Linked DNA regions of Homo sapiens: region 1 is linked to region 2. A link is an interaction called in ENCODE POLR2A ChIA-PET data of the cell type or tissue named here. Cell type or tissue: GM12878. All regions are shown on one strand. Links, peaks and the distances in the headings refer to the core of each region. The heading gives the core; the rest is flanking DNA.

What was found. Peaks named below come from ENCODE experiments on the same cell type or tissue, not always from the same donor. Only the 100,000 strongest peaks of a DNase experiment are listed, where the experiment ranks them.
Region 1: POLR2A ChIA-PET joins it to region 2 with 5 read pairs; 3 of 35 experiments call an interaction of 5 or more read pairs at or near these places.

What each region holds. Positions count from the first base shown.
Region 1 is chr1:203,285,383-203,297,017 of GRCh38, reverse strand. It overlaps LINC01353 (long intergenic non-protein coding RNA 1353), which reads right to left and starts at 9,866. Exons shown (of 3, transcript NR_117097.1): 1 at 9,707-9,866; 2 at 8,712-9,029; 3 at 8,220-8,513. RefSeq lists enhancers at 158-659, 6,914-7,473, 8,861-10,060 and a silencer at 6,304-6,703. In GM12878, for the core only: no CTCF peak of the experiment used is centred there; DNase peaks (open chromatin) are centred at 6,452, 7,267 and 9,457; H3K4me3 peaks cover 3,045 bases; H3K27ac peaks cover 5,255 bases.
Region 2 is chr1:203,375,623-203,387,257 of GRCh38, reverse strand. It overlaps LOC102723529 (a long non-coding RNA gene), which reads right to left. Exons shown (of 7, transcript XR_922438.3): 4 at 8,473-8,611; 5 at 7,188-7,355. Among named protein-coding and RNA genes, the nearest start is that of BMNCR, 26 kb to the left of the region's middle. In GM12878, for the core only: no CTCF peak of the experiment used is centred there; DNase peaks (open chromatin) are centred at 5,947 and 6,377; H3K4me3 peaks cover 452 bases; H3K27ac peaks cover 1,551 bases.

The sequences.
Region 1 (11,635 bases), core at 2,343-10,342, 90 kb after region 2:
GAGAGGCCTGGCAACTGAGACATGAGACCCAGAGTGCTGCACAGGGCAGAGAAAGACAACCTCCAGGGAACTTCCATTTCTGCTGTCAGGGGCCAGCCACTGCCTTGACGACTGCAGAGTGGTCTTCGTGTCTCGGAGGGACAGGGCCTCCAGGGTCCTGGATGCAGGCTGTGTGCTCCCCTAACTCACCTCTTCATCCTCTCCATGTTACTCTGCATCGCGTTGGCCCACACAGGCCCACTCTCCTGCTGCTGGGAGGGAGGGGCTGGAAAGTGTTAGGAATTCATCAAGCTTGTAACTAAAGCTGACTCTATGCCAGGCCCCATCTGGGGAAGGAATCTGCTCCCCCCAAAGGCATGTATTCCCCTGAGGGTTGCTTCTCAGCTGCTGTGCTCTACTAACCCAGTAGTGTCTGTGGGAAGATGAATGATCTGGGCTTCTCACCCTCCTTTGCCACCCTGGCTGTGTGGTCAGGGAAGGGTGAAGGCAAGAAGGATGGCGGAGGGTACAGGAGAGACAGTGAAGACGGGATGAGGTGGGAGCTGGGGAAGGGGAAGAGACGTGGACAGATGGCCAGACCAATATGGCTGGAAAGGTCCCTAGTGATGTGTTTTTGTTTCTGCGACTCCCTCGGTGTATCAGGAGCAAAAGGATGGGAACGATCTGCTAAAAGTCTGTTATCCTGGAGGCCCCCCAAGAATGTGACCTCCCACACCTTCTCCCTCTAGGCCTTCTCCTATGGTACGAGAAGGTGTGACTGAAAGTGCCAGAAACTCACAGGGGAACACATGGACTTGGGACAGAAGCAGATCTGAAGCTGAATTTATTGCCTCTTTCCCAAATTTAGAAGACAGACATGTTGTAAACCCTCCTCATCCTCACTCCCAGGGGCCCAGGATAAACCCCCTTTATCTCCAGACAAAAAACAAGAGAAGAGGCCCTGAACCTATTGGAGCTTCCCCAGATGTTGTTTTGGCAGAGCCGTAATGGGGCTGGGCCTCCTGGGGCTGAGTGTCTGGGGCAAGCAGGAAGCTGGCATCACAGCTGTGACAGCCAGAGACCACCTGGGGGATGGGGGCTGAAGGGAAGAGGAAGACAGATTCAGAAAGGAGGACACAAGAAAAAGTCTAAAGAAGAGGTACTGCAGCTTCTCACCTGTGGCCTCCTGGCTCTGGGCCTGAGGTACTTCTCTACTGCACCATGGGTTCAGGTCCAGGGATCCGTGTGGTTTGGAGGAAGGAGCTAGGAGAAAGGGAGAGATGGTTGGAGTTCCCTGAGCCTTAGTTTGCTTATATGTAACAAAAGAGTATTGGGCTAGGAGACCCACCCTGCCTCTTAATCTGTCATCTATGGTTCACATTGATGACTCCTTGGGTCCTAGTGGAATACGTGATCACCTGCCAGCAAGAGAGGATTTTCCTGATGAGGTGACAAGATATCCTGGAGCCCTACTTCCTGAGCGGATCCCATATCCAATTACTGGCCCAGTCCTGTCAGTTATCCTCTTGAAATACCTTCTACTCAGCATCACTGAAGCCACCAACTGTTAGATCGTTCTTGGATAGTTTCAACAGTTCCCTAAGTGGTCTCTTTGCCTGAAGTGCTTCCCTTCCTGCCCTTTCCTCAGTCCATACTCTGCTGTCAGAGCTCCTAAACTACAGGTCTGTCTTGTCTCTTTCATGTTTAAAAGCTCTGAAGGCTCCCTACAGTTGAAAGTTTAATTCTTGGTTTGGCCTTCAAGGCCTTTACAATCTGGCCCAACCTCAAAGCTCAATTAACCCATTCTCAGTGTTTCTCAAATACATACTTTGCACTTTCATACCATTGTGCCTTTGTAGTTTCAACAGTGAGGTCTTGCCATGTTGCCCAGGCTCTGGAGTGCTGTGCTTACTCACAGGCATGAACATAGCTCCCTACAGCATCAAACTCCTCACCTCGAGTGATCATCCTCCCTCAGCCTCCTGAGTAGCTGAGTGCCCAGCTTATTGTACCTTTACTCATATTATTTGCTCTGCCTGAAATTCTCTCTGTTCAGCTCTTTGTCCATCAAAAAGCTGACTAATTATCTCCGTGCAAGTGATACAGAAGGAGTGAAAACATTATTTTTCCCACATTATTGAAGAAAAAAGTAAGGAACATATAGGGCAATGGACATGTCAGGAAAGTCTCTAAAAAGGGGGCTGGGGTAGTGGGGTGAGAGTGGGCTAGGGAAGGGTGGGAAAGGATTCTAAATCCTACTTCCTCCATCCCTTCCACTAAGAATAAGGTTGGGGAGGAGTGGAAAGGAATCTTTATTTAGATTAAGAATGGGTGGCCTGAGCTGCTTGTTATGATATATTAGTCTTTTTTTTTGAGACAGGATCTCACTCTGTTGCTTAGGCTGGAGTATAGTGGCATGGTCTCGGCTCACAGCAACCTCCATCTCCCGTGTTCAAGCTATTCTCCTGCCTCAGCTTCCTGGGTAGCTGGGATTACAGCTGTGCGCCACCACACCTGGCTAATTTTTGTTATTTTTAGTAGAGACGGGGTTTCTCCATGTTGGCCAGGCTCGTCTCAAACTCCTGACCTCAAGGGATCTGCCCACCTCGGCGTCCCAAAGTGTTGGGATTATAGGCACCTGGCCTTATATCAGTCTTGTTTTGATGATGACTGGCTCCGATGGCATATAATTATGCTTTTTTACATTGGTGTCCCTGGATGGGCTAATTAAGTTTTTGAACTGACGGATTTGTTCTAGTGCGATGGGCAGAGCACATCCCTTAAAGCCACACTGCTTAGGTTCAAATCCTAGCTGTGCTACCTTAGGCAAGTTATTGAAGCTTTCTGTGCCTTAATTTCTTTATCTATAAAATGAGATTAATAGTAATTCTTACCTCTTAGAGTTGTTGGGAGAATCAAATGAGTTTACAATACTTAGAATAGTGTCTGGCACATAATAGTGGTCAGTACATGTTAACTATTATTACTTATAATTTATACTTTGCTTACTTCCAAGAAGAATTTGAGACAGCTTAAAATATTAAACCACATAGAGGATGATTTTATGTGTGTGTTTATATTATATTAAAGATCAGAAACGAATTGGTAGTAGGAGGAAGAAAGAGAAAGATAGATATTTACAAACTTGTTTGAATCAGATACTTCTTTGACACCTAAATTTATCTTTGAACTTCCAGGAAGCCAAGGTAAAAAGGGAAATACCTGCATTATATAGTTTTCATTGTGAAATATAAAAAAGCATTCAAGTTAGCCTGTTAAAACCCACCCCCACCAGCCCGCTACATCCACACATTCCTCAAGAAGAAATTTATGATATGAATCCCTATGTTGGAATACTGGAGCCAAAGAGTCTGAAGTTGTTCTCAGTTGGCATTTAGTATCTTCCTCAATTGGGTTTACCTTTCATAAGAGCCCATAACGACAACAGAAGTAATCAGGATAATGGCTGGGATAGTAACAATCAATATCATCTCTACATTTCTTTCTATCCTTATTTCAGGGTTTCCTTCCTTCCCTCTTGGCTCAGGAACTCTCTGAGGTCAGGGGTTGAGCCTCGCTCGGTCAAATAGTCAGGTGGCCCCAGGTGGTTTCAGCTGCCTCCCTGAAGCATTAGAGTTGTGTAGAAGCAAGGTGGAACCCATGGCAAAAACTCATGAGGTGAATGGAGACAGGAAGGTTATGAGGTATGTCTAAGAGGGCTTTGAGACGATTGAGCTCCCAAACATGTAACAGAATGATTATCTTAGTGGGAATGGGTAAGCTCCTAGAAAGAGAACAACTCTGTGTCCCCTATTTTTTGAATTCAGCAGAATCTATTGTAAGTCAATATCCTTATGTAAAAACATTGCATAAGTCCAGGAAGACCACCACCACGATCTTCCAGCCTGACCTGCCAGGCTTAAAAAAAGCGGCTCGGCCAGGCGCAGTGGCTCACACCTGTAATCCCAGCACTTTGGGAGGCTGAGGCGGGCAGATCACCTGAGGTCGGGAGTTCAAGACCAGCCTGACCAACATGGAGAAACCCTGTCTCTACTAAAAATACAAAATTAGCAGGGCGTAGTGGCGCTTGCCTGTAATCCTAGCTACTCGGGAGGCTGAGGCAGAAGAATCGCTTGAACCTGGGAGGCAGAGATTCCAGTGAGCCGAGATTGTGCCATTGCATTCCAGCCTGGGCAACAAGAGCGAAACTCCGTCTCAAAAAAAAAAAGAAAAAAAAAGTGGCTCTTTGCCTACGAACTTACACACTCAGAAGCTTTGGACCTATCTCGTTGAATTCTTAGACAGGTTCAGAGGTGTGGCTGGAGGTTAGAGCTGAATTACTCCACAGAAGAAAACAAGAGGAATCTATATTTTTGTTCCTGAGAGAGAGCAGCAAAAAAAGGGGGCTTGAGTAACCTTAAAATGGTGTTGGGAGGGCCTAGAGCCAATGTGAGAGAGGAAGCCGAGGGAAGTTTAAGAACAGAAATGCCCAACACTCCCTTTTTAAGCTCTTTACATTTTTGCAAAATTAACCCCCTCAGGAGACCCCAACCTTCACTAAAGCCCATGATGTATATACAGACCTTGTAAGGAATTCATATGAAGAAACAAGAGACAGGCCTGACACGGCTCACAACAGTGAGAGCGCTCAGGGTCAGCAGGATGATTCCCAAAAGGAACTGACTTGAGATCCCAAAGCCAGAGGCACTGATGAGAAGGAATGTCTTCTCCACCCTCCATCCCCACTTCCAGGGGAATCTGGAATATTTTGAGGAAAACTATTGGATCACTCATCGATCTTCGAATAAAACATTGAACCAATCTTGCCCAGCACCTAAAGAGCAGTTGGGCACAGCTGACGAACAGTTTACCCACTGGGAGCATGGAATTAGGTGTCACCTTCAAATACCTGATGTTTAATGAGGACAACCATCTCCAAAGGGAGGATACCTGCCTGCCCACTGTGCAGTCTACTTCTTGGCTACCTAGCACAGTCCTCCCTGAGAGAGGGTTCCGTGGGGGCTCGTTGAAGCCAATGAGTGGGGAGGAGAAATGCTGCAGAAATTTACCATGTCTGGCTGGCCCTATGGCTCACTGCCATTTATGTATGGGTCACATGGGTCACAAATCAATCACTTGACCTCGTGATCTGGATACCTTTTGTCGTCTTTGTCCTAGAGTGATAAGAGGAAGGAGATTTAGTCCCCACCCTCAGAGGTAGAGAGTGTGGGTTCTTCATTCTGACTGGGGAGAAACGGTTCCTGCCCACAGGACGCTGCAAGTTCCCAAGGAGGGAGAAGCATCCACATCGAGGACACAGACGCAAAGCTGCCAGGAGACAGGCAAATATGGGCAGAGCCACACTGCACAAACACGATTCACAATTAACCAAGGAGTTGGAGTGAAGGTGTCAGCAGGAAATAGCTTGTTGGGCCTGGGAGTTTTGAGCTGAGCTGGATTTGGAAGGAAAGAGTTCTTACTAGCAGCAACAGAAGACAGTCATGTGCTGCACAGTGTCCAGTACTGTGCGAGGCGTTTGCACGATGACCGCTCACCCGCGGTTCCCCTCCCTGCTGGAAGGATCATCTCCAGCATGCTCACCACTTGCTTACTAACAGAGGCCCCAGACAAACAGCTCGCCACAGTACACACAAGAGGCAAACTCCAGATGACTTTATTTACACAGCTTAAGCTTTTCAACAGGGTCAAAGGGCATTCTCACAGCACATGGGTGTGGCCCGGGAAAGGCAGGTTCTGGAGGGGGCTCCTGAACAGGTTCCTCCTCCCTGGCACCAAGTGACCACCTGTAAGTCTGAATAGCACTTTACAGCTTGCAAAGCTGTTTTACACCAAGCAGAACACTCATCTAGTCCTTACAAGGCTCGAGGGCAGTATCCTCCATATTTTATGGAGAAGGAAGCTGGGGCCTGAAGAATTATGAGACAAATTTAAGGCCCCAAGGCAGAGGCAAGGATGTCCTTTCTACCACCCAACAGTGGCCTAGCATCACAGCCTTCCGGCCGTAGACTTTGGGATGCAGAGCATTCAGGGACTATCAGAGTGCATCAGTGAAAGGCCACCTGGTCATCTGCATTTCAATCTAGCTCTGCACATTTCATGAGAAACCCAAAGAGGGAGGATGCAGAGCGACAGCGTCTGGGAAGGCTGCCCGCCTGGGCTCTGGCTCTTGAGAGGAGACAGGGAGGCTGGCCTCCCTTTTCCAAATGCGGGTCACCTTTGCCCCGGCCTGGGCATTGTTTGGGAGAGGAGAGCCTGGCCCTTGATGGCTGGCAGCTGTTGCCCTCCCCAAGAGCGCCCCTGCCCTGCCGGCCCCTCCGGAGTCTGTGCCCATATAAGGGAAGCACTTCCCGGCAGCTGAGGTAGAGGCTGTGACGCCCCCAGTCCACGTCAGCGGCCGGCGGGAGGCGGGAAAGCCCAGCAGAAAAACAAGTGACGCGGCGCGGGAGGGAGGCGGTGGGTGGCAGGTGGCGGGAGGGAGTGGCCGCGCCTGCCTCGTTAACCCCTGCCCAGGCAGCTGGAGCCAAGGACTGAGCGCAGCCAGCCAAGGTTGTGGGCTGTCTTTGCCCTTCTGTGTGAATGGGGGTGTGGAGTGGGGAAAGTCGGGGGCCAGGGGCTGCGCTGGTGACACCTGCCTGAGCACTTCTGTCCTGGGGTGGGTGCAGGTGTTTGTGCTCTGGAGGACCTGCTCTTTGGGCGTCCAAATGTGTTTCACAGCCTGTGCATTTTGCCTGGTGGTGTCAAGGACGCATATGACATGGACAGCCATGGTGTGTATTTTTACTGCAGAGCCCAGGGATTTTCCCATAGGTGTTTAAAGACAATCACATCTCCTATTGAAACTCAATCTCTTCTGTCCTGAAACAAGCAAATAAAAAGAAAAACTGGCATCTGTGTTTCCAGAGAATCCCAGAAAGTCTCAGAAGAGGCACTGCTGTAAGGCGACTGGCTTCTCATTAGCCAAGTGGCCTCCCCATGTCTTCCCCAGACCAGTCAAATAAAAAGGTCTGGCCTAGGGGCTGACGGAGAAGCAGCCTGAAAAACGAGGGTTTCCAGAGGCCTCCTGCCAGGCAGAGGCCAAGAAAAAAACAGAAAAGGAAGAGAAACTGCGATGAGAACTCAGGGCTCATCATGGAGCCTTCACTGTCCTGGGGCAGGTTGGGGGAGGCGCTCTGATTTCTGAGTCCAGCTGAGCACTCAGATAAAGCCTGTTGGAGTGCTGTTCTCAGAGGCCTGCCTCGTCTCGCCTGAAATTATGGGTGTGCGTGCCTGCCTGTGGTGGGTTGGGGAGTAAATTGGGTAGCTCAGCCTCCGGGGAAAGTCCCCAGGGCCTCCCAACCATCCCTTCACACCCACAGTGCTTAGCCACCCACATTCGCTCCTCTATCTAAGGTCTACTTCCTCTCTCTACTTCCCCTGGCCCAGTCTCTCCACGGTAGAGAGTTGTCTGGGGGGACAACTCACCCCATCCCCAAGCTCTGGGTGCTGTGATAGAGTGGGAGTTTGAGGCATGAAAAATAGCTAGTGGCCCTCCTTGGCAGGGCATTGGCCGAGGATGTGGCAAGTTTGCTTTGGCTGTGGGCACGGTCCCTGTCTCTGAGGCTTACCCTCACGGTGGCTGGTGAACATGGTTTTATGCCTGGGAATTTTAAAGGATGTGGGAGGGGCCTTCCTTCCTCAGGAGCCAGTGTCCTGGGACTGGATGATACCAAAGGTGTTGAAGAATAAAAACAATGGGGTAATGTTTGTGTTTCTGCCTGGACAGTACTGCATAGCGGTTATGGGTGGGCTTTGGGGTCAGATGGGACCTTAGCTCTGCCACTTGCTGGTAGGTCTTCTGGCAAGTTCCTAACCTCTCTGAGCCTCAATTTCCTTGTCTGAAAAATAGAAGTAAAAGTATTAATCGTATTGATTCTTTTTTTTTTAGGCAGGGTCTCACTCTGTCACCCCAGGCTGGAGTGCAGTGGCAGGATCACAGCTCACTGCAGCCTTGACCTTCTGGGCTCACGCGATTCTCCCACCTCAACCTCTGGAGTAGCTGGGACCACAGGCAGGCAACATCACACCTGGCTAATTTTTTGGGTATTTTTTTGTAGAGATGGGGTTTTGCCATGTTGCCCAGGCTGGTCTGAAACTTCTTGAGCTCAAGCAATCCATCTGCCTCGGCCTCCCAAAGTGCTGGAATTATAGGCATGAGCCACCGCACCTGGCCTGTATTGTTCTTTTGAAGATAAAAGGAGATCACGTTTATTAAGCATTCTGCACATATGTTCACTCTTTCCACAATATTTGCACACCCAGCGCATAGTAAACACATTAAATAGTGGCTTTTATTACTATTAGCAGTGGTAGCAGTATCATAAAAGTCCTCAAGGACACCACATGGAGAGTTAGTCGGAGTCACCAGGTGTTCCAAGTTTGCCTTTGGCGGTCTCCTGCCTCTCAGCTTTCTTCGAGGTTGCTCTGGTACCTCATCACCTCCACCACCTCCTCCACCATCCCGACCTCAGCCTGGCCTGGAAGAAAGTGCAATGAGTGTGGAAGCACAAGACCGATGCTTCCACCCCAGCTTTGCCCTGCCCTGGGCCATTCCACCCTTCTGAGCCTCCATTTCCTTATCACTGAAATGGGGAGAATACTTTCTGGCTGGCTTCGTTTATTGTGAGAGTCAAGAGAATAAACGTTTGTGAAAATACTTTGAAAACAGCCCCCACCTATCAGTTCTCCACCAGGTGAATTCTCCCCTCTCATCCTCGGCACCAGCTCCTACCCCATTCCTCCCCTTCGAGTCTCTCTCTGTAGATTTTCATGGCTTTGGGCATTTTGTTCACAGCTCTGTTGACATTCCCTTGACCTCAGAATTCTGGAGGTGCCTTAATTCCGACTTCCCCTATAGACGCCTCCTCAGGGCAGGAAATATGCCTTATTCATTCATCCTGTGATTCCAGTGCCAGGCCCAGGAAGGGCACATAGTAGGAGCTCAGTCAGCGCTGATTCCCTTTCTTCTACCAGCAAATCCCAGGGATGGAGGCCTGAAAAAGAACCCAGTAGAATTTAGGGGAGCAGACTCTGTCCTCCAAGAGAGAGGGGTTGGGGAAGAAGGGAGACAGGAGGAAAGGAGGGGAGTGGCCCTTTGCTATGCAGGCCAAAGGATGCCCGCTGTCACCACACACAGGCGCAAGGTAATACCAGTCTCCATAGGGTGACATGGTGCTGACTGGTTTTACTCAGCGATCCCAAGGCTGGGAGAACCTCTGAGAGCCTCAGCAGAGGGCCAAGCCACTCTTCCTGGTAGGAAAGCAGACATTCTGCCTAAAAGGGAAGTCCTTGGGTAACAAGTTCCACTTCATCACAGCCAGGGCACTAACCTAAAACCCTACCCTCTCCTCCTCCCCCACCGCACAGGCAAACCATTTCCTCTTCTGCTGAGCTCATGGAAACAAAGAACAGCTGTCCTCTCATTGATTGGTTTAAAAATAAGAGACTCTTGCTTTACCTCCCCAACCCCCCACCCAGACCTCTGATGACCAAACATCTCAGCACAGTCCCCCTCAGGCCTCCACCCACTCCCCTGGGGACAGAGGGGCAGCCCCTGGGCCGCCCACAGGCTCCCTCCTCCTCCCTGTGGGGACCAGCCTCTGCCTGCCACTGAGCCACACCCGTCTACCTTCGGTGGGGTGACTGCAGCTGCCCAGCCACTGGCTCTTACCAGTGTGGCCTTGGCATTCACACTTTGGCCACCATAATTTTGTCTCTGCAGTGGGCCTTGCACAAGGCTGGGAGGAAACAGCCTCTGTAGAAATCAAGGTTTCCTGCTCTGTGAGGGCTGATGCGGTGCCATGGAGATACTTCCTGTGACTTTGCCAGGCAAACTGGAGGCCAGGGGAAAGATCGGGAGTGTGAAGTCCTGACTTCTCAGCTACTCAGAAACCCCTCTAAGCCTCGATGTTTTCATCTGAAAAATGACAGTGGCAAACTGCTTATAGAGGGACTGTCAGGATCAAACGAGATATGGTTATGAAGGCGCATTGAAAACGGTGCCACCATGGACACACGAGTTGCTATTTCTGCCTGCCACCTCCACAGACCCCAGTTCACCACCAGCTGCAATCTCTACAAGTGGCCCTGCCTTCCTGAAAACCCCAAACCAAGACTTGCCTCCCTGGGCATCTGAGTCCACCCCATCCTCTCTCCTCGGGCTTACTTACTCAACCTACACCACAGGGAAATGCACCAGTTGCTTAAGAGGTGTGGAAAGTTTCCTCCAGTTTTTTCCATGGTTTGTGTGCTTGTCTTACCTGTCCCGCCTCCTTCCTAGCACCGTGGGAGTATAAGCTGGCTCCTCTGCAATGGATCCGTGGCCAGTACCTCTGTTCCCTCACAGCACAGGATAACAATAAGTGTGCCAAATGGAAGTGTGCGTGTGGGAGAGGGCACACAGCCAGATGGCTCCTTGGGGCAAAGCCTTATTTCTACCACATAGGACTTTGTAGACAATCACTCTCTGGCTATAGAGGGGTTTTGTGCTCATTTTCTGTTGTGAATCAAGCTAATTTTGGATTCACTGGGATACAATAGTGAACTGAAAGGCAGCTGCCTGCAGGAGGAGCTCAGAGAACCAAGCAGAGCCAAGCCCTGGGAAGCCTTTTAGAGGAAGATTTGCAGAGAAGGAGTGTGACAGTCATAAGTGTCCCACGCTCTCAGTCCTCAGCAGGCTGTCCCTCCCAGTCCCAGGTTCACCTTGCAGAGGTGTGGTGGAGAACAAGCGTGCCCAGCAGCTTCCCGTCTGAAAGCCAACTGGCACAGCCCACCTCCAGTGGGCCACCCATGTTTCTGGGGCCAATGAGCCTCTGAGCTGGGAGGTCCTGGCCAAAGAAATGCCCTCCTGCCTCAGAGAACAGAAAGTTCCAGAAGATCCAGGGTAGCTTTATTCCTGACTTAGCAAGCAGACCTAGAAGTGGGATGGAGAAGGGCTTTTGAATCTCCCTCCAAAGGTCCAGAGAAATCTCCTTGGAAATTTGATTGATTATTGATTATTGTAACAAGAGTTTCTCCTCCCCCAGGAAGCTCACCAGAGTGGTCTTCTTCTAATAGAGGCGGAACTGTGTGATGGGTGGTCGGAGGTTCCGGCTGCTGTGCCAGACCGCTTGGGTTCAAATCTTATCTTTAACAGTTACCTAATATTCGCTGTGCTTCAGTTGCCTCATCCATAAAGTAGAAATTACAATGATATCTATCACATTGGATTGTTTTTGATTAATGAGTTACTATGTGCAAAACACTTAGGGCTCAGTATTGTTATTATAAGAAAGAACTTTACTTAAGAGGCTTCCTAGTTTAATTTCTCTACCATTATGAAAAGAAATTCTCTCCCTGATTCCGACACCTTTGTTTCTTTCTTTTTCTTTTTTTTTCTTTTTTCTTTTTTTTTTTAAGAGAAGGGGTCTCACCTTGTTGCCCATGCTAGTCTCAAACTCCTGGGCTCAAGCCATCCACTCACCTCAGCCTCCCAAAGTGCTGGGGTAATAGGCATGATCAATATATAATATATATGACATTATATATAATATATTATGTTTCTCCTGGCCTCTGAGCTCCAGGTTCAGCAAGAGGAGAATGCTCAGTTCCTTCCTGTGGA
Region 2 (11,635 bases), core at 2,270-10,269:
AAGTAATTCACAAAAGAGAAAACCCCAAATCCTGTATATTTGCAAAAAGATTCTTAACTTTACTATTAATCAGGGGCATGTAACTCAGAAAATTAATGAGTATACCCATCATACTGAAAAATTTTTTAAAGTCTGACAGTACTGGACACTGGGAAGAAAGTGAAAAAATATGAACTCATTCACTCCTGGTTGGAATGTAAACTGGTAAAATCATTTTGGAAGAGAAATTTGGCTCTATCTAATAAAGTTGAAGATGCACATAACTTATTCTTCTGTTAGATACATATTTTAAAGAAAATCATACAGTTGCATAAAGAGACAAAAAAAGTTTATTTCAAATTCTTTTAATAGTGAAAAATTGTAAAACTAAAAGTTCACTAATAAGAATATAATTACATTGAGGTATATTCATACAATATTATACTGTACAGCAATATAAAAGAATAAACTAAAGCTATACATTGAAATATGGACAAAGCTCAAAAAGAATCCAAGTCCTGGTTCCATCACTCATGAACTGTGTGACCTTGGACAAGTCACTAAACTTCTCTCTGCCTCAATTTCCACACCTATGAATAGAGATTATAATTATACAACTTCCTACAGAGGCTGTGAAGATTACACAAGCTCAGTTTAAAGTGTCTACAATGCCTAGTACCTAGTAAGCACCAAGAGCATTAGCAATTATTATTCCTTAAAAAAAAATCTGAGTATTTCAAAATATAATTTTTTTTTTTGAGACGGAGTCTCACTCTGTCACCCAGGCTAGAGGGCATTGACGCGATCTTGGCTCACTGCAACCTCCGCCTGCTGGGTTCAAGCAATTCTCCTGCCTCAGCCTCCGGAGTAGCTGGGACTACAGGCAGGCGCCACCATGCCCGGCTAATTTTTTGTATTTTCAGTAGAGACGGGGTTTCACCATGCTGGCCAGGCTGGTCTCGAACTCCTGACCTTGTGATCTGCCCGCCTCGGCCTCCCAGAGTGCTGGGATTACAGGCATGAGCCACCACGCCCAGCTAAATTATAAAGATTTTTAAAAGTAGCCTTTCCCTGGCCGGGCGCGGTGGCTCACGCCTGTAATTCCAGCACTTTGGGGGGCCGAGGCGGGTGGATCACAAGGTCAGGAGAGCGAGACCATCCTCGCTAACACGGTGAAACCCCGTCTCTACTAAAAATACAAAAAAAAAAAAATTATCTGGGTTTGGTGATGGGTACCTGTAGTCCCAGCTACTCGGGAGGCTGAGGCATGAGAATCTCTTGAACTCAGGAGGCGGAGGTTGCAGTGAGCCGAGATCACACCACTGCACTCCAGCCTGGGTGACAGAGCTAGACTCTGCCTCAAAAAAAAAAAAAAAAAAAAAAAAAGTAACCTTCCCCTTCCCGAAGCCATTAGGTAAGGCAGAGGAAAGTTGGCATCCACAGAGAGGGATGGCTTGTGATGGGGAGTCAGAGCCTGAGCAGGGCAGGGCCATTCACACAGGGGAGAGTAGATTGTCATGGGCTGTGAGATGCTGAGGCATCTACATGGATGGAAAAGGGTGGCTTGCACCTTTTACAGAGCCTGCACGGGGAGACAAGATGTCCACATACAAGGGTGGCCCACTGGAGGATATCAGAGCCCAAGCCAGATGAGGGGGCCATCAACATGGCACAGGGGCAGCAACAGGGATGGGAAATTGGTTACTTACAGGGGGAATAGATTGAAGAAGAAAGCATTTTGTCTTTTCTTTTCTTTTTTCTTTTTTTTTTTTTTTTTTGAAATGGAGTTTCACTCTTGTTGCCCAGGTTGGAGTGCAATGGCACGATCTCGGCTCACTGCAACCTCTGCCTCCCAGGTTCAAGCAATTCTCCTGCCTCAGCCTCCCGAGTAGCTGGGATTACAGGTGTGCACCAACACTCCTGGCTAATTCCCTTTTTTTTTTTTTTTTTTTGAGATAGTGTCTTGCTCTGTCGCCAGGCTGGAGTGCAGTGGTGCAATCTCGGCTCACTGCAACCTCCACCTCCTGGGTTCAAGTGATTCTCCTGCCTCAGCCTCCCGAGTAGCTGGCACTACAGGCACGCACCACCACGCCCAGCTAATTTTTGTATTTTTAGTAGAGACAGGGTTTCACCATGTTGGCCAGGCTTGTCTTGAACTCGTGAGCTCAAGCAATCCGCCCCATCTCGGCCTCCCAAAGTGCTGGGATCACAGGCGTGAGCCACTGCACCTGGCCAAGAATGGTTTTTATAGGGGAACATTTACAATCAATTTGATAATAGGGAACACTCACTTTGAACCCAAATTAAGTCAAATCTTACCCTCACAAAAGAATTCCTCTCTTATTAGTAGACCTGCATTAAAAAAATTTACTCAATAATTATTACAGTTTTAATTTCATCAGTGACAATTTTGCAAAAATTTTTAATTTCTCATTATAAAAGTACCTATATACTATCCTTGATTTTGCCCCCTGGACCACAAAACCTAAAATATTTATTATCTGATCCTTTACACAAAACAGCTGACCCTTGGTCTCAACTAACCTAAATAAATAAATGAGTAAATTCCATGGTTGATGAGAAGTGGGATATCTGAATAGTTTTGAAGTACTGCCCTGCAAGATTCTTTTTAGTTACAAAGGGAAAAGGAAAATGTCACAGTGAGAAGCCCAGCAGACACCAGTTTAAGTAATCAAAGCAAACATCTTCAGTAATAGGACAAACTGGAATTGAGCTCCACCTGCTAGGATGCAGTGGGAACCCAGATCACTCCTGTGATCTTCTTTCCAAAGAGGCAAAACCTGAATCTAATCACACGAAAACAAACAAACCCACACCAATAGAGATCTATTATATAAAATAACTGGCCTCTAATCTAAAATTGTCAAGGTCATGTCAAGGAAAGACTGAGGAACTGTTCCAGACATAAGAGACCAAAGAGACATGGCAACCAAATGCTACACAGAATTCCAAACTGGATACTTTTGCTATAAAGGAGATCCTTGGGACAAATGGCAAAACAGGAATGGGCTCCAGGGATTAACAGGCAATACTATACCAGTGTTAATTTCCTGATTCCCATGGTTGTATTGCAGCTATGCAGCTATGCAACATGCAGCATGTCCTACAAACAAATCCATTGTTTGTAGGACATACACATTAAATTTTTCAGGAGTGCTGGGGCATTGGCTGGTGACTTACTCTCAGCAGTTCAGGGGGAATAAAGGTTTTTGTACTATACTTGCAACTTCACTATACATTTGAGATTATCTCAAAACAAACAAAATGGAAGGCTTTGACAAAGTTAGGGAGTTTTCTATTATTCTCACTTTCCTAGACTCCCTTAGAGCTAGGGATGCACACACAGCTCTGGTGAATGAAACACAAGCAGAAGAGTGCTGGGAATTTATGGGGGAAGCTTGTGCTTTTCTGACACAGACTCCATCCCGTCCTCTATCTTCCAGAACATGGACGTGATACTCAGAGGAAAAGCATTCTGGATTTTATAACACCAAGATGACATATATGAAGAGTAAAACCCTTACACCAAAGATGGCAGAGAGCATGCTCAAAAGATGCTGGCTTCCCCCAAGCAAGACGATTGCCTACTGCAGAAAGCTCTGAGTGGGACTGCAGGGCGGCTCAGGAGGACAGCAGGGAGAGGTCTGTCATTCCGCTGTGCAGTGTGGCCTCTTCCTCCTGCCATCATCCCTGCACCCACCCTTCATGCTGGCTATTACATAAACAAATCATAAAATAAAATATTAATTTAAAAAAAAAACAGAGGAAGAGAAGAAAAGAAAATTACAACGAAAACTTTAAAGTCAGGAAGAGGGCTGGGGACAGTGGCTCACACCTGTAATTCCAGCACTTAGGAGGCCGAGGCGGGTGGATTGTGTGAGGTCAGGAGTTCAAGACCAGCCAGGCCAACATGGTGAAACCCCATCTCTACTAAAAATACAAAAATTAGCCAGGCGTGGTGGTGCACACCTGTAATTCCAGCTACTCAGGAAGCTGAGGCAGGACAATGGCTTGAACCCGGGAGGCAGAGGCTGCAGTGAGCCAAGATCACGCCACTACACTCCAGCCTGGGCTCAATGAGTCAGGGGTGCTGGAGGAGCATTCCTAGAGAGAAGTATTTGGTGAAGAAGCCAACCAAATTTGGGGGTTGTGGAGATAGCCATGGGTGGATAGGGATGTGTGAAACAAGATGCTAATACACAACTCTTTCTTCCTCAGTTTTGAAGGAGAGCCCAAAGGCTTGGCGCAAACTGATAGGTGCAAAATGAGCCCACATTCCAGAGTGAGGGCTAAACCATCTACAAGGGACACACAACTGAGATATTGAAGAACCCACTTTACAACCCTGAGCACATCAAGCACTTACAGGTGTTAAAGATTGAGATGGAAAGTGGGGAGTAAGTGGAGAGAGACAGAACTTGATTTCCTTGGAGAAAGATGGAGAAATGTTCTGAGGAAGAAGCCTGCCCTTCACATGAAAACAAGTGATTGGGGCTTTCAGGAACCACTTGGCGACCATAATAGAAATAAGCGACTGGAGCTGGACCCACGCCTGCAAAGGTAATGAAGGCAAGAACCTGTGGCTGGTTATCTGCCTGGGCATAGCCAAGTAAAGACTGTTGTGTTGGGAAGTAGCCGTAATCCCATGACAGTAGGACCAAAATGCTGATGAGAGCCCAGCAAGGGATGGTGGCCTGGGGATGCTGTTCATATAGCCTGCCTGGAGGAACAATGGGGTCCCCACAAGAGTCTGTATGGTGTGGACTAAAGGATGCATAGGCGCTAAGGGAGGGGTGATGAATGGAGAGCTGGAGGAAAGGCAGGGTCAGTATCAAGGAAGCTGCCAGCAGAGAAGCCCAACCCCTGTGTAAGAAACCTATGTAAGACCCAAGAGAAGAAAGTCAGCTTTAAACACCTGCCAAGGCCAGAAAATTCTGTGCTATCCTACAACAGTACCAGCCGAGCAAGACCTTTCCTGCTCTTTGCATCTCCTCCCTCTCCCAGAGCAGCAGCCCCAGAGGACAAGAGGCAGCCTAGTGAGAAGGGGAGGAGGAGGAGATGTACACAGCAGGGAAACAGATGAAGTTCATCACCATCCATTATTCCCCACTGCAGCTCCTGGCCTGATGCAGACAAAGGCTGAGAGAGAGGAGAAGTTTAAATGTCATAAGAAATTTGGAGTTTTGATTCAGTAGAAAGGAAATAAGTGATGTTTCAAGAGGGAGAGGGGATATCAGCAGGACCAAAGGTCCCAAGTAGACAGGAGATGGGATCGATCCAATGTTTAAGTGGGGATGGGGGTGGGGGAGCTGCCTCAATAGGAGTAAGGGCTGTTGGTCCACTGTAGCTGGGGATTGAGGGCGTGGATTGACTAGGGAAGTGTAGCTGGACTTCCAGGCAGTTCTGAGCCTCGTTAGAGATGCATCATCTTGTATTCAGGGTAGAATCAGTCCACACGGTTGCGGTTTTCCTCTGGCCACGTTTGCTTTCTTGGAATGGTATAGAATGAGCAGAGAGCTGGATCTACATAAGGTTAGGGTTTTGCTGGGAAGGTATGTTGGAGGAAGACCAGGACATGCCCAAAGGGGTGGTTATGAAGGGCCATAGAATCTATACTGGGTTAGGAAGGAAGTGAAGACAGGAGGGGATGAAGGAAAATTTCAGGGCTAGGGTAGCAGAGGTCTTAATGAGTAGGAAGAATTGTGGGCGTGATTGTGACTATAGGCAGCCATTACAGAACAACCCTAAAATGGTAGAAACAAATCTATCAACACCATTCACTCCTACTTTCCCACCCATTGACCTCTTCATTTCTGATTATCTGTTGTTCTGACCCTCTGGTCCCTGGCATGTCCTGTTCATCCTTCAGCAAACTACTAGAGCCGTAAACCCTCCCCCAGTTCTTGGCATTGCAACAACACTAAGAGGGTTTCCCCTCCAACTTTCATTTCCTATTTTCTTTTGTCTTATAAATTTCCACTTCTGGACCTGTGTGCTTTTGATAAAGCTCAGTGATTTTTCAGAAGCTCAGAGGTCAGGACAGATGTGTAACTTTCCCTGACTCCAGTTGGGTAAAGTGTTCTGTCTCTCATGTAAGAATTTTTCCCATGAGAGAGTTCTGGGAGACAAGAAATATCCCAACTCCTCTAGACAAGCTGTAGGAAATAATGGAAAATCTTATGGCCACAGACCCACTAGCACCATCCTGCTAAACTGGTAAAGAGGCTAGAGCTTGAGACCTGGAAAATGCCAGGGTACTGCAGCCAGAGAACTATCCTTAGAGCACAAGGGTCCCGGAGGAATAAAGCTAGATGTTGCCAAGTTGTTTTGACTCTATAAGCTGAAGCATATACAGTCAGGAGCTGCCCAGGCAAGGCAGAACCTGCAACTTGTGTGCTGTGCTGTCTTGGTCAAGTACACATGGTGGGTAGAACCGAAAAAAAAAAAAAAAAAAACCCATACATGGTGTTTTTCAACCTCTGTTCTTTCCCAAGCAGGTGTCTATTCTGCCTTCTGAAGACAAAATCTCCTTAAGGAAGTAGAGCCCTCACTAAATCTCCCATGATACGCCCTGAGCTTCTAAAGGGAGTGATCTTAACACTGGCATATTTATTCTCTGACTCTAAGTAAAAGAGGGACTCCAGCAGCAGTGCTCCGGAGCCAGCCCATCCTGCCTTGCAAGAACTGACAGTGAAATTTTCCAGAACTCTGAGAGCCAGTTGTTAAAGGCATATGTCATTTGAAAATAAATTATATAAACTTAAAATTATATCACATTAAAAATAAAAGTAATAAGTACTCAAAACTCATCACTTGCTAATTATTTTACTGTATTGATTAGTATCTTCACTCTTGAGGTTACATACCCCCTACTGCATCTACGTGGTAGAAATACTCTGAAATGGGGTACTCCTGGGCATCTCCTCCTAACCCCACACTCAGTGACTTCACTTTGGTAGTTCCAAACAGGCCATGGAAATCAGCAAACACTGCAAGGCAATGCCCCACCCCTACCTCCCAGACAGCTGATTGTTAAACCTTTACCAGCACATCACTGGACTCCAGGGGCCCAGGAGGGTCAGTGGGAAGAACCACAGCTTCAGCCCACCCCAGGAGCCTGCCATTTTCCCTGTCTGGTGCATGCCCCCTCCCCTGTGCAGGGAGAGGGCAATACTGCATTTACTCACTTGAAGGGCATCTTGGCCAGATGGTTTCCCTCAGACAGTGGTGCTAAGGAGCTGGCTAGGAAAATATTTTCCCAACTCTGCCTGGCTTCCTTTGAACAGGAATAAAACTGGTTCTCAGAAATGCAGCCAGTAGGTAAGTAAATAAGGCAGCTGTGCTCCGAGTTCCAGCTGAAATAAATAAAACTTATGAGTCTGGTTTGCATAAAGAGAAAGCTTATGGATTCAGATTTTCCTCCCTTCCTGCCCTCTGGTCTCTCTCCTACAACAGGACCCCATGTGTGCCTGCATCGCCCTCCCCGCTTCCCCGGGGATGTGATCACCACCTGGTTGTTCATTGGCTATAGTACAGGATAAACTTGCAGCTTTCTGGACACTTGTTTCCAATGGTGGAGCTATTTATTTCTCTTTTCATAGTAGACATTGCCTAGCCTCCATGGGCCCTTTCAAGGGTCCATGTTCAAGGATCTCCTGTTCTGAGCTGGAATAACCCCCCAGCCCCTGAGTCCATTTGAAGTTAGGTCATTTCACTTGAGGGCCAAGGACAGAAGAAGGAGATGGGGAATCTAGCAGGTTTAGGAATTCAGCTAGATTTCTGACATGCCCTGAAAATAGGTGATTGCCTTTACTACCCTAAAATCTGATGGTGAATTAACCACACACAGATGTACTTTGCACATGCACTTCATGTGAGTATATGCCAGGGGCACTGCAGAAATAGCTCTATTTACTAGTTTCTATTTATTCACATTATGTGTTAGAGTGTGGTGTGTATGTGTATGTATGTGTTAGGGTGTGGTCTGTTGTGAACCCAGATGCAGGTATACATGTATGTGTGTAGACGGGCATATGTGAGGGTCATTTTCTAGATGCCTGGGCATTTAAACGTGTATGGAATTATGTGTGAGTAGCTATGTATGTTTCTCTGTGTCTTTGTATAGGCAGATGTGATTGTGTGCGTGCAGGACTGAGCCTCGTGACTTCTGAAAACCTGGTTGAAATGCTGGGAGAATGTCATCATCTTCTAAAAATAGAGGAGCTGAAATATTTTGAAGAAAGGATTGAACACACACACACATACACACACCCCCAAACACATTTCTGTTTTGAGATTCCCTATGTTCCCTTAAGCCCTGTGTGCAATGGAAAAACACCAAATATTTGCAGTTTTCTGTCATGATAAGGATTGTTGACTTCATCCAGGGACAGAATTTTATCACTCAGTTGTCAGGGGAAGGGTGTGGGAGGGGGCTCTGAAGGGGACAGGTTTAGATGAATCAAGCCTAACCTTGCTTCTCTGCATCTGATGCCATCTGTCTTTAAAACATCTTGGCCTGCTTCCCACCGTTCAAAGGGAAGGAGCTTGTCTCTAGCTGTGGATCCATTTGGCACACAGGCGAGGGAACAGAGGGGCCGTGGTCATCTTCCTTTTGAGGATAAGAAGACACAAAGACATGAGATCCTGTTGTAGCATAATGGGGTTAGAACCAACAGAAAACGTCTACTTCTTTATGAGTTGTGAGATATGATAAAGGCTTTCTGAAGTGTTTGTGAAGTCTGTTCCAGGTGATTCTGAGAGAAGACTCCTAGTTCTCTGAGATGAGTTAGAATCAGAATCACGGAGGTTCATACAATCATCAGAATGACCTCTGGAAGTTTTTGTTTGTTTGTTTTTTGAGACAGAGTCTCACTCTGTCACCCAGGCTGGAGTGCAGTAGTGCAGTCTCGGCTCACTGCAATCTCTACCTCCTGGGTTCAAGCGATTCTCCCACCCCAGCCTCCCAAGTAGCTGGGACTACAGGCGTGCACCATCATGCCCAGCTAATTTTTGTATTTTTAGTAGAGATGGGGTTTTGTCATGTTGGCCAGGGTGGTCTTGAACTCCTGACCTCAAGTGATCTACCTGCTTCGGCCTCCCAAAGTGCTGGGATTACAGGTGTGAGCCACTGTGCCCGGCCAACCTCTGGAATTTGTAAGAATCTTATGTTTATTGGGCATTTATTATAATAGCATGGATCACTGGCTTTGTGTATCAACATACTTAATTTCCATCACAATCATGTAAGGATAATTATTATCCTATTCCACAGGTGAGAAAAATAGCACACAGAGGTGGAGACACTTGTCCAAGGCCACAAAGCTAGTAAATGATGAAATAATTTTTGAATTTTAAAACATAATAAAGAGTTTAAGTAGAAGATTAAATATAGCTGAAGAGAAAATTAGTAAACCCGAAGAGAAATCTGAAGAAATTATTAAGACTAACAGAATACGTAAAGGCATGAAGCAATAATGGAAGATAGAATGAGAAATTGAATAAACATCTAATCAGAATTCCAGAAGGAGAGAAGACAGTGAATATTTGAAGAGAATTTCTCAGAGGAGAAACATGAGTCCATAGATAGAGGATACAACATATACCAAGCAGAATAAGCAAAACTAAATTCGTTACTAGACACATTTCAGAAAAACTGAAAAATAATAGAGTCAAAGAGATCTTATAACCAGTAAGACAGAAAAGAGAAATCACCTGCAAAATAATGGCATAGATTTATTGTATAATCCCCAAGAGTAATAACGGAAGCTCGAAGGAAGTGGAACCATATTGAGAGAAAGAAAAAACAAACCTCTCAACCTGAAATTGTGTACCTAGAAAAATCTGTTCTTCCTAAAGGAGGGTGAAATAAAGATATATTCATAACTCCAGGATTCCAGAACTCATGCTTTTTCCTCTACATTATACTGTTGCTACCAGTTCTCAGATAGTTTTAGATCTGAAGTTTTATAGTCAGTCATACTTCATTTTATTGTACTTTCCTTTATTGCACTTTGCAGACATGACTTTTTAAAAAACTTGAAGGTCGGTGACGACCCTGTGTCAAACAAATCTATTGGTGCCATCTTTCCAACAGCATGTGGCCACTTCCTGTCTCTGTGTCACATCTTGGTAATTCTCATATTATTTCGAACATTTTTATTATTATTATGCCTGTTATGGTGACCTGTGATCAGTGATCTCTGATGCTACTACTGTAATTGTTTTGTAGTATCATGAACCGCACCCACGTAAGATGGCAAACTCAATGGATAAATGTGTGTGTTCTGACTGCTCCCACCAGCTTTCCCCCATCTCTCTTCTTCTCCTTGGGCCTCCCTATTCCCTAAGACACACAACATTGAAATTAAGCCAATTAATAAACTTAGGATAGCCTCTAAGTGTTCAAGTGAAAGAGTCATGTCTCTCACTTTACATGAAAAGCTAGAAACTGTTAAGCTTAGTGAGGAAGGTATGTCCAAAGCTGAGATAGGCTGAATGCTAGGCCTCTTGTGCCAAACAGCCAAGTTTTGAATGCAAAGGAAAAGCTCTTGAAGAAAATTAAAAGTGCTATTCCAGTGAACACATGAATGATAAGAAAGAAAACAGCCTTACTCCTGATAGAAAGTTTTAGTGGTCTGGATAGATCAAACCAGCCACAATACTCCCTTGAGCCAAATCGTAATTCAGAGCAAGGCCCTAACTCTCTTCAATCCCATAGAAGAGGCTGAGAGAGGTCAGGAAGCTGCAGAAGCTAGCAGATGTTGGTTCATTAGGTTTAAGGAAAGAAGTCATCTCCATAACATAAAAGTACAAGGTGCAGCAACAAATGCTGATGTAGACACTACAGCAAGTTATCTAGAAGATCTAGCTAAGGTAACTTATGAAGGTGACTACACTAAACAACAGCTTTTCAATGTAGATAAAACAGGCTTCTTTAAAGAAGAAAATGCCATCTAAGACTTTCATAGCTAGAGAGGAGAAGTCAATGCCTGGCTTCAAAGTTTCAGAGGATAGGCTGACTCTCATGTTAGGGGCTAATGCAGCTGGTGGCTTTAAGTTGTAGCCAATGCTCATTTACCATTTTGAAAACTCTAAGGAATTATGCGGCTAGGAGCAGTGGCTCATGCCTGTAATCCCAGCTCTTTGAGAAGCTGAGATGGGAGAATCACTTGAGCCCAGGTGTTCAAGACCAGCCTGGGCAACAGAGCCAGACCCCATCTCTACAAAATTAAAAAAAAAAAAAATTAGCCAGGTGTGATGGTGTGTACCTGTAGCTGCAGCTATTTTGGAGGCTAAAGCAGGAAGATTTCTTGGGACCAAGGGTTCAAGGCCGTAGGGAACTATGATTTTGCCACTGCACTCCAGCCTGGGCAGCAGAGTGAGACCCTATATACTCTGCCTATGCTCTATAAATAGGGCAACAAAGCCTGGATGACAGCGCATCTGTTTCCAATATGGTTTATGAACTATTTTAAGTCCACTATCGAGCCATACTGTTCAGAAAAAAAGATTCCTTTCAAAATATTACTGCTCGTTGACAATAATCCTGGCCACCCAAGAGTTCTGATGGAGACGCACAAGGAGATGAATGTTTTCATGCCTGCTAACACAACATCCATTCTGAAGCCCATGG